Linked DNA regions of Homo sapiens: region 2 is linked to region 1. Evidence: chromatin loops called from intact Hi-C (ENCODE). Cell type or tissue: dorsolateral prefrontal cortex. All regions are shown on one strand.

Region 1 (2,500 bases):
ACTGCAGCGTCTGCCTCCTGGGTTCAAGCGATTCTCCTGCCTCAGCCTCCCAAGTAGCTGGGACTACAGATGTGCATCACCACACCCAGCTAATTTTTTTTGTATTTTTTATAGAAATGGGGTTTCTCCATGTTGGCCAGGCTGGTCTGGAACTCCTGACCTCAGGTGATCTGCCCCCCTCAGCTTTTCAAAGTGCTGGGATTACAGGTGTGAGCCAACGGGCCCAGCCACCACTCATACTTTCAATGCATAAACGACTGGCAATGATCAGTCAACATATCAACAAAAACATAGAAGCTCATATTATTAAGTCTCTATCCTTTAATCAGTGCAATAGTTAAGGAGAGTTTACATGTGTGCTTTACTTCTAGTCAAACAAAAGCAATCACCTCTTTATCTCCTGATGAAATTATACCTTATTTGAGCATAAGCCAGGCACATTGTTGCTAGAGAAAGGAAAGAGAGATGGTGTTGAATTTTCTAAACATTTGTGGCTCCATTTGTTGACAAAACCTTAAGATGTTTGAAAGCTGTGTTTCTGTTGCTGACAATGATAGTTGTTCTATTGGAAATTTAATCGTAAATGGGGTATGACACCCAACTCTTAAAATTTGCTCCAAGTGACGTTATCTCAGCTATTATCAAAATGTGGCCCAAGGAGGGCCTTTGAGGCATCGCTTGTTCCTTCCCATTCAGTCTGTAGAAGCAGGAATCAGAAGATGATTGAAGTGGCATAGTGGCCAAAAGTGAGGAAGCTGCTTTCTATAGAAATGAGCTTCCTCCCAACAAAGAATTTCATTTCTAAATTGTTTAATTTTGGTTTGCAGGAGATTATTTTGTGATCCTGGTGTGCTTCCTGCATCTGTTTAGTCTTAAATGCTTCCAAAAACATTTTTCAAAATCCACTTCTGATTTTCTACTCCTTCCTAATACGTGGACCACTAAAATACAACTCTTCTTTTTTTTAATCCTACCTTTGAAAATGCAAATGTGTGCGTCTTAAAAGCAGATTGGGAAAAAAAACAAGTGAGAGCTGTTGGAAGCATAGTTTGAGTGATGTTGGTTCTAGTATTCATGCATCTTACAGAACATTGCAAACGATGTGAGTTTTGTCACTTCCATACGAAAAGTTAGGACCTTTAAATTATAGCCACTGTTTATGTTGGACTGGGGCAAAATAAATGTATTGCACTCCCTCTGCTGGCTTTTAGGTGGCAACAGCTCATTAACCAGACTTATTTTTAGATGTATTTCCCCATTTTAAAACAGATAAAAATGGAGTGTGGGAAAAGGAAGCAAAAGCTGGAAAGTTGTTAATTTTATTATTCATTTAAAATGTCAGAAAAACAAACATCTGCTTCATACAAATGGTTAGGATAAGCAAGAAAGCCAGCAGTTTTCAGGCCTTTCAGTGTTGTCCTAAGAAAAAGGATAGGGCCCCTTCTCTGTTTTCCCTGAGGCATGTCTCTAACAGTCTTTAAAAATGTACTCAGTTCCAGTGAGAACACGTGGACACAGAGAGGGGAACATCATACATGGGGGCCTGTCGGCAGGTGGGGGGCAAGGGGAGGGAGAGCATTAGGACAAATACCTAATGCATGTGGGGCTTAAAACCTAGATGATGTGTTGATAGGTGCAACAAACCACCATGGCACATGTATACCTATGTAACAAACCTGCATGTTCTGCACGTGTATCCCAGAACTTAAAGTAAAATAAAAAAATTAAAAATTAAAAAAAAATTACTCGGCCAGGTGCGGTGGCTCACACCTGTAATCCCAGTACTTTGGGAGGCCGAGGTGGGCAGATCGCATGAGGTCAGGAGTTCGAGACCAACCTGGCCAACATGGTGAAACCCTGTCTCTACTAAAAATGTAAAAATTAGCCAGGTGTGGTGGCAGACGCCTGTAATCCCAGCTACTCGAGAGGCTGAAGCAGGAAAATCGCTTGAACCCGGGAGGTGGAGGTTGCAGTGAGCCGAGATCGCGCCATTGCACTCCAGCCTGGGCGACAAGAGCGAGAGACTTCGTCTCAAAAAAAAAAAAAAAATTACGCAGTTCCTTCAAATACTGAAATGAAATAATCTTTTCCCAGAGCTTACTGAACAGCTTATTAGACTAGTATGTTTAGTATGTTCAAAACAGTCAGGGAAAGCAAAAACATTCCTTTGGCTTAGGGTGGGAGGAGGAAAAGGATATCTCTATGCTAGTGTCAGAAAGAAACTAAAAGATCATCACACTGAAACTCCATACCTCAGGGGAGGCCACTTCCATCCATGAGAGAACATTACCTACAAGCCTGGAAGAGAATTATAGCACCATGGAATTTTAGAGCCAGAGGACCTAGGAAGCAACAGTCTACACATGAATGAGAAGGAGAGATCATCTGGAGAGGAAAATGCTCCAGATGTCAGGGCTCTCGGGGACCCCAGGCCCTGTTCCACTCTTGTTCATCATGCATGGGGAGGGTTTTCCTGCAAAGTTGACCTTCTGCTTGGGCT
Region 2 (2,500 bases), 140 kb before region 1:
TTCACAGCAATGAATGGAGTTGGAGACCATTAGTCTAAGTGCAGTAGCTCAGGGATGGAAAACCAAATATCATATGTTTTCACTTATAAGTTGGAGCTAAGCTGTGAGGACACAAAGGCATAGGAATGACATAATTTGGAAACTCGGAGGAAACAGTGGGAGGGGTGAGGGATAAAAGACTACACATTGGGTACAGTGTACACTGCTCAGGTGACGGGTGCACCGAAATCTCAGAAATTACCACTAAAGAACTTATCCATGTAACCAAAAATCACCTGTTCCCCAAAAACTATTGAAATAAAATTTAAAAATTTTTAAAAGAATAAATGACAAAAGACACATTAAATTTAAGCTGTCTTTCTCTTAGGCGCTACTTTGTAAACCTATCCAAAAGAGCATGTGTGAGAATGTAATATAGTATAACCACTTTAGAAAAAAATTGGCAGTTCCTCTAAATGTTCAGTGTAGATATGACCCAGCAATTGCATTCCTAGGTATCTGTCTACTCAAGATAATTGAAACATATGTCTACCTAAAAACTTAAACACTAATGTTTATAGCAGCATTATTCATAATAGCCTAAAAGCAGAAACCTCATTGCCCATCAAATAATGAATAGATTAACAAAATGTGGTATGTCCATATAATTGAATACTATTTGTCAATAAAAACTAATGAAATACTGATCCACAACACGAATAAACCTTAGAAACAGTATGCTAAGTGAAATAGGCAGACACAAATAAACATACATTGTATGAACCCATTTATCAAATGAGTCCAAATTAGTTAAGTCTATGGAGACAGAAAGTAATTTAGTGGTTTCCAGGAGCTAGTGGCAGAGGAGGTAGGGTAAAAGAAAGAGAGCTGTAGCCAATGGATAGAAGATTTCTTTTGGGGCGATGAAAAATGTTCTAAAATTAGATTATGGTGATGGTTGTGCAACTCTGTAAACACAGTAAAAACTAATTGTACACTTTAAACAAGTGAATCTTATTGTATATAAAGTATATATCAATAAGACTGTTAAAAATTGCTTTAAAAACAGCATGTTTGCTTCCTACCTTGACCAAGAGGAGACTAGCAACAACAGCAAAGGTGTTTCATCCCTATCTTTAGCAACATTTGCACTTTTCGTCAGCCCTCTGCTAAACGCATCATTCACTACCAGCAGAGGGAGCTAAAATGATAGTGTTAACCAATCTCTGCTCCCAATCACGCATCCTGTGAAGACAGTAAAAGACTATTTTCAAATTTAAAGAAAATTAGGGACAGTTGAGTTTGTCCCTACTTATTTCTACTTATCAAAAGGATTGAAAAGTTGATGTGACTATTCGTCTCTTTAAAACAAGTTCATATTGATCTACTTATACATCACAGCTTCTTGATTGCACAATATTCTCCATAAGAATATCTAGATATAATGTGATAGAATTCGACATTTGACCAAATCCTTTTGTTCTCTTTCCTTATCACTTGCTTTTTAGACAGTCAATAAAATGCAGCAAAACAAAAAATTTACATCCTCCCATGAAACCTAATCATTACATACATGCATCTCCCAGCTTTACCCCTGCTCCAGGATCAACCAATTTGTAATGTCATTACAGTGCTTAGGATATTACTGCAAAATAAACATTGGCTATTTTTGTTATATCCCAGGTTGATAAAACAGCTTATGAAAGGGCATTCATTTATTCTAGAAATGTTATTGAATGTCTTTTATGTTACCAGGCAGTGGTGAAAAAAAGCAGATATAGAAAGTGCCCTTGTGTGACTTACATTTATATGGGGAGGGGTCTTGATATAGAATAAACATACGAATAAAATGGAACACCAAATTGTAATAAACACTTTGAAGGAAAGGCAGAAAATAATTAGAGAAATTATAACAGGGGCTGGGGGGACCTAATTTAGATTGGGTGGTCAGGGAAGGTCTTTGAGGAGGAAGCACTTACCCCTAAGAATGGAGAAGATAATATTCTAGGCAGGGGAAATAGTATTCCGTGAGCCTTGAGGAAGGAAAAGACTAAAGGAACTTCAAGAAAGCCTGGGGCCTGTGATGAAAAATGGTACTGGCTGAGGTTGAAGAGTAGGGAGAGGGCCAGACCAGGTCAGACCCTGTAGGCCATGTTAAGGGATTGATATTCTATATTAAATGTAATGTGGAGCCACTGAAGAATTTTGAACCCATACGTGGGTTATCATTGTTGCATGTCTAATAAACCATTCTGGCCCTAGAGTAGAAGCTTGATCAAAGAGGCTCAAAAGTAAATGTGAAAAGGGCATGCTAATGTAAGGAAATCAACAATTTTTTGTGAATTGAATGTGAGATTCAGGAGGGTTGGGAAATTGTGGAAGTCATTCTAGAAAATCAATGACACAGTCCCCAGCCTATTTCAGGGCAGGCTCCAGAATTCATGGCACAGTCTGTGTTCATTCCATTTCCCTGCTAACACCACTCCTAGCTACATCCTCAAAAAAGGATCAGCAACTATGA

What was found. Hi-C counts contacts between places; a loop is a spot of excess contacts. Peaks named below come from ENCODE experiments on the same cell type or tissue, not always from the same donor. Only the 100,000 strongest peaks of a DNase experiment are listed, where the experiment ranks them.
Region 2: a loop joins it to region 1, with 15 times the contacts of the local background. A loop is called at or near these places in 44 of 110 quality-filtered maps.

The regions. Positions count from the first base shown.
Region 1 is chr12:71,550,535-71,553,034 of GRCh38, forward strand. The region is part of intron 4 of LGR5 (leucine rich repeat containing G protein-coupled receptor 5); the gene reads left to right. The region is part of intron 2 of LOC105369833 (a long non-coding RNA gene); the gene reads right to left. Among named protein-coding and RNA genes, the nearest start is that of LGR5, 110 kb to the left of the region's middle. In dorsolateral prefrontal cortex, a CTCF peak has its summit at 1,183 (motif pointing left); no DNase peak of the experiment used is centred here; H3K27ac peaks cover 516 bases.
Region 2 is chr12:71,414,654-71,417,153 of GRCh38, forward strand. No RefSeq gene overlaps it. Among named protein-coding and RNA genes, the nearest start is that of LGR5, 24 kb to the right of the region's middle. RefSeq lists a silencer at 1,087-1,136. In dorsolateral prefrontal cortex, CTCF peaks have their summits at 1,160 (motif pointing right) and 1,360; no DNase peak of the experiment used is centred here.